Linked DNA regions of Homo sapiens: region 1 is linked to region 2. The links are chromatin contacts, found by POLR2A ChIA-PET in ENCODE. All regions are on one chromosome and are shown on one strand. The core of a region is the stretch at or near the end of the contact, and the rest is flanking DNA. Distances in the headings are between cores, read along the strand shown.

Region 1 (2,906 bases), core at 351-2,850, about 16 Mb before region 2:
GCTCACGCCTGTAATCCCAACACTTTGGGAGGCCGAGGTGGGAGGATCGCTTGAGCCCAGGAGACCAGCCTGGCCAATATGCCAAAACTCCGTCTCTATAAAAAATACAAAAAATTAGCCTGGCGTGTTGGCAGGCGCCTGTAATTCCAGCTGCTACGGAGGCTGAGGCGGAGAATCACTTGAACCCGGGAGGCAGACGTTGCAGTGAGCCGAGATCGCGCCGTTGCACTCCAGTCTGAGCGACAAAGCAAGACTCCGTCTCAAAAAAAAGAAGAAAGAAAGTATCCGACTTGGTCTTGGGCTCTTCTCACTATAATCCAACTATATTCTCTTACGAAATGGCAGAATTAATCTTCCCTCCTTGTGACACCCCTGTAGTTATACATGCCTCTGGCACTTACAATCATTTTTTCTAATTGTGTTTAACGGTTCTAGCACATTACTTTGTAACTTTAGAATAGAGATTGTGTCTGATTCCTGTGTATTAAGGTCCGACCTTTTTTATTTTTATTTATTTATTTTTTAGACAGAGTCTCGCTCTGTCGCCCAGGCTGGAGTGCAGCGGTCCGATCTCGGCTCACTGCAACCTCCGCCTCCCGGGTTCAAGCGATTCTCCTGCCTCAGCCTCCCGAGTGGCTGGGATTACAGGCATGCATCACCACTCCCGGCTAATTTTTTTGTATTTTTAGTAAAGACTGGGTTTCACCATGTTGGCCAGGCTGGTCTCGAACTCCTGACCATGTGATCCGCCTGCCTCGGCCTCTCAAAGTGCTGGGATTACAGGCGTGAGCCACCGCACCCAGCCGATCTGACCTTTTTTTTTTTTTTTTTTTTTTTTTGAGACGGAATCTCGCTCTATTGCCCAGGCTGGAGTGCAGTGGCGCGATCTCGGCTCACTGCAAGCTCCGCCTCCTGGGTTCACGCCATTCTCCTGCCTCAGCCTCCCAAGTAGCTGGGACTACAGGCGCCCGCCACCGCGCCTGGCTAATTTTTTTGTATTTTTAGTAGAGACGGAGTTTCACTGGGTTAGCCAGAATGGTTTCGATCTCCTGACCTCGTGATCCACCCGTCTCGGCCTCCCAAAGTGCTAGGATTACAGCGTGAGCCAGCGCGCCCAGCCCGATCTGACCTTTTTTAAATGAAGACGTATTCAGGAAGGAAATATCTACAAGTAAGACAAAATTAAGTAAGAACCCAATGTACGAACATTCACTTCTCTAACAAAGGAAAGACACAAAACAAGAAACTAATAAGGCGGAGAAAGGAATTGAGATTGGGGGAAACAGCATCTCCTTCCTCCCTGCACACTCGGCAGGTTCCCTGGAAAGTTCTAGAAGGGATTCAGAAGTGGCTGGTGACATCACTGTGGCTCCGTGGCGCCCACTACAGCAGCCAAACGACACGCTAGCTTTCCCGCCTCATAGAGGCTCGTGAATGGGGGTGGGGCCCTGCGAGGGGCGGGGTCACGTCACTTCCTGTGCGGGACGCGCTGCAGCTGGAGAGGAAAGGCAGAGCGAGGAGGGGCGAGGCCAAGAAAGCGCGCGTTTCTGGGAGGGGAGGAGCCTGGCTAAGGAGCGCCGCGTCACATCCGGTAGAGTTAGAGCCCGTGCGGAGGCGGTGCGGAGCATTTCGGCTCTGAGCGGCTGGGCGACCGGCGCGTCGTGCGGGGCTGCGGCGGAGCCTCCTTAAGGAAGGTGCAAGAGGTTGGCAGCTTCGATTGAAGCACATCGACCGGCGACAGCAGCCAGGAGTCATGAGCGACAGCGGCGAGCAGAACTACGGCGAGCGGGTACGTAGAGCTGCGGTAGGGGGTGGCTGTGTGGTCCTAGCTCCTTGCATCTTTTTCTAGGCCCGTCGGCCTCGGGCCAGGAGGCAGGGGCGTTTTAGGCTCCGAAGTCTGAAGCCGGGAGGGCAGGCAAGGGAGACAGCATTTAACCAAAAAAAGCCTTTGTGGATAGTGCCTTAGTGCCTTTGGTCGTGAAGGAGGGAGGCCCCCGGCGGGTTTATGTGGCTTCTGCCCGAGACGGCCGTTTTTCCCGTTATAAGAGGGGGAAGATGAAAATGGCCGCTGCGTCCCCGCGGTGTTGGGGGAGGGGAGCGATATCTTATTTCGGCGTTGCTCTCCTGCGAAGGTCCGCCGCAGCCATCTTGGGCTGGCGGGCTGGGCGAGCTGCCAGAGGCACAAAATGGCGGAGAAGCCGCGCGGCAACGCGGACCCGACCCGCAGCGGGCCGCGCTTCGTAAGGCCGCGTGGTGGGGTGCAAGGGGACAGACGACGTTCTTTTGGGTCTTTGGGCCGGTGTTTAGGTTAACGAAGGACCGTCTTTGCCTCCACGGAAAGGACGGAGTCTGGGATGTCTTTGGGGCCTCTTAAGATGGAAACTAATCCAAGGCCGACTAAGTTCTGGGCCCGTTAGGTGGAGGGGATTGCGTGAGGGCTTTGTGTTTGGCCTAAATGAAGCGCTTTTCTCTGATGCCGAAAGGGCTTCCCAGGCAAAAATCTGTATCAGTATTCTATTAGGACAGACCACAAAGTCGTTAAGATGATTTTGTGGACATCGCATTTCCACGGGATTGTGAAGGAGAAATTGGCGGGCAACCATTTACGGCGCCGTTATTTCCTTTGTTTTGAGGCGTTCTAATACTTAGAACCACAGCGTGTGTTGGCTACAGTTTTCTTTCCCTTAAGTTTCCACCTCTTAAAGGTGTTCAGTGAGGGTTGATTGAATTGCGGGAACAAGACAGTTCTAGGGTTTAAACAGCATACGTAGCTGGTCTGTGGGGCTCTGGGTATTGGATTCGGAAAGCATTGAATGATGCGAACATACGAGGCTTGCTAGAATTAAGAGGAATCTGTTAGAAGGGTGATAGAAAAGCACCATAGAAATTGATTTTTGAGGCTGTGG
Region 2 (2,840 bases), core at 194-2,693:
TGTAAATCTAAGGAGTTCTGTAAGTACAAATCTGACAGACAATTTCAATATACAATCTAATAAAATACTGTATACCCACGTCAGAGGAATAACACTAACTCTTGAAAGATTAAGAACAGTATAATTAGAAACTTCTACTGATCTTAAGACCTAGTCTTATCTGTCTGAACTCGAAATCTGCCTCTTTCTAATTCCCTTCTGCACCCTGTTCGGAACTACTTTATTTCTGCCAAATTCCAAAATTCCAAATTTACTGATCATGTGTGTCTTTTTCACAGCACTTAAAAAGTTTACAGAAGAATTTTAACTTGCATAGCTCAAAACATCTGTATTGTACGCCAATAAATCGATAAACTTAAAAAAAAAAAGAAGGGATAAAATGGAAGAAAGAAAAAATCATTCTAAGCAATGAAATAGTAAGGAACAGAAAGGCAATGATGAATGTAACAATTTATGATTATAGTAACAATTTACTACATGTGATCAATTTGAGGGCTTATGAAGGTTTCTCAGCACATCAGCTGATGAGACGACTAATAAATATCCTGAGTCCAAGATGTTCTACATAATTAATCCTCTTGGCAAAGAACAAGAACCAGGGAAAATCGCAAGGAAGAAATGCACAAATGACACGCATGTGGAATTAGGGGGAGATGTTATGTACGTTACTACGAGGATGACACACTGGCATGTGAAAGGTTTCTGGGCTCCACCAGCTCGTTGCAGCACCAACGAGGTTGTGGTTGTTTACACCACGTCGCCCGGAAAAAAGCCGGCAAGCTTCAAGTGGACTATTAAGTTAATAATATTGAAGGGAAAGAAGGGCAACGCAACTGAACATCTGGATGAGCAGATCCCTGCCTAGGCCCCGAGGCAGCTGACCAAGTCCAGATCATTCCCCCTTACGGTCTATGCGCACAAAGAACCAGCTGCTTTAGGTCAGTCCGCCGCCTCCTGCTACCCCTATTACCGTGGCCTTAATTTCAGGCCAGCTAAGGCCAGAGGATGGGGTGAAGGGAGGGGAGGAGCCCCGGGAAGGGTCAGCGTCTGCGCCCCAGGGGAGGCTGACCTTCCAGCTCAGGCCCGGGACAGCGCGACCACAGGAACTCCAGGCCCACAGCCGCGCCTCCGCAGCCGGATTCTGAGCGCGGCGCCTCCTTCCTTCCCCTGCTGCTCCACCACCACCTCCGTCTCTGTCTCCGCCGTCGCCAACACCGCCCCCCCTCAGGCCCCTCACAACGCGCAGCCTGCAGCCAGCTGCCTCGCGGCGGAACCCCACCCCACCCCACCCCACCTCGCCCTTGCTTTCGCTCGCCCTTTTAGGGGGCTTTCCCCGCCCCTTCCACTATCCAGCGCGCCGAAGCCCCCTGCCCAGAGCTCGGCTTTGCTACCTGGATCCGCTTCTTGTGTCTCCTGCGTTCCGCCATGTTGGCCGCTCCGCCCGGTTCCCTCTGACGTGGAGCGAGGAGGGGGCGGTGGAAACCTCGCGAGAACGCGCCCCGAGGCCCGTTATGTAATCCGCCGGCTGGCGCCCCTGGAATGGGGAGGTCGGCCGCCTGGCGGGGCCAGCGGTCCTTAGCGGTGCCTTCTCTCCCCTCTTCCCTCCGCTCCTGCTGTGCGGGAACTGGAGAATCGTTAGGACGTGGAGGAAGCAGAGAAGTGGATCAGAGAACAGGAGGGCTGGGAAGAGTCCTGGTTTCTCAATCCTGACTGAGCATCTGAATCACCTGAGAAGCTACTAAAATGCAGATTCCCCGACCCCATCCCCTTAGAGTCAGAGTCTGTGCATTTAGGGTGCGGCCTTTCTCAGAGGGATCGACTGAGACCTACTGAACCCTAGAAGTCTTTACCTGAGGCAGTTCCTGCAATGTACTGTATATTTCATGACATTCCATGTAAAAGATGACAAGACCGAGACCGTTGAGTGACAGAGATAAGAACTGACTTATCTAAGGCTCCACAGGTGGTAGATGGCAGAGCCGAGACCTGAGCCAATTATCTTTTCTCCTGCACTGTGCGGGGTAATACAGCTCGTTTAAAACAAGCTGGAGTCTCCATTCCGTTTTCCGCGTTGCTTCTCACAACTCACTGTTAGAATCCAGAAGTAAGAGAACCCGGGGAAGCGTAAGGAAGATGAATAGGACAAAGATTCTAAGAAGGTGGGAAGGAAGAAGGCTGCAGTCTATTTCAAGTCTGGTGAATTTCAATCACTGTAGCCTTTATTGTTATTTTAGAGCCACCTAGACCAAAAGAGAAGGAGCTCAAATTGCTGGTAAGTGCTTAGATAGAAATTCCCTTGACTGACTTTATAGAGATCTTTAAAGCGTTTTTAATTGTAGAAAATTGGGAAAATTCAGAATAGAAAGATGTTCTTTTTTTTTTGATGCTGAGTTTCGCTCTATATTGCCCAAGCTGGAGTGCAGTGGCGCAGTCTCGGCTCACTGCATCACCGAACTCCTCGTCTCAACTGATCTCCCTCCTCAGCCTCCTGAGTAGCTGGAACTACAGGCATGAGCCACCACACCTGGCTAATTTTTACTTTTTTTGTGTGGAGATGGAGTTTCCTTATGTTGCCCGGGCGGGTCTTGAACTCCTGGGCTCAAAACGATCCACCTGTCTCTGTCTCCTGAGTAACTGGAACTACAGGCGTGAGCCACTGTGACCGTTCAGTTTATTTTCTTATAGTATTCTGACTTTGTGTGTGTGTGTGCATGTGTGTTTGTATTTATATTTTTTCCTGTTTCCCAAATTGAGATCATATGCAATAAGGCAGCTGCTTTTTTCACTTAATGTTAGGTTGTAAGCGTTTATTATACCATTAAAATTTTTTTCCAGGTTTC

What was found. ChIA-PET counts read pairs that join two places held with the same protein, here RNA polymerase II (POLR2A).
Region 1: POLR2A ChIA-PET joins it to region 2 with 11 read pairs in CD8-positive, alpha-beta memory T cell. The contact joins the promoter of TRA2B here to the promoter of SEC62 in region 2. POLR2A ChIA-PET finds 5 or more read pairs at or near these places in 2 of 52 experiments (CD8-positive, alpha-beta memory T cell and activated CD4-positive, alpha-beta T cell).

Annotation. Positions count from the first base shown.
Region 1 is chr3:185,936,708-185,939,613 of GRCh38, reverse strand. TRA2B (transformer 2 beta homolog) reads left to right here and starts at 1,600. Exons shown (of 9, transcript NM_004593.3): 1 at 1,600-1,789. The coding sequence starts at 1,754. RefSeq lists enhancers at 1,669-2,128, 1,539-2,266, 2,169-2,378.
Region 2 is chr3:169,965,410-169,968,249 of GRCh38, reverse strand. It overlaps SEC62 (SEC62 preprotein translocation factor), which reads right to left and starts at 1,443. Exons shown (of 8, transcript NM_003262.4): 1 at 1,392-1,443. The coding sequence starts at 1,427. It also overlaps the pseudogene FHL1P1. RefSeq lists an enhancer at 1,325-1,764.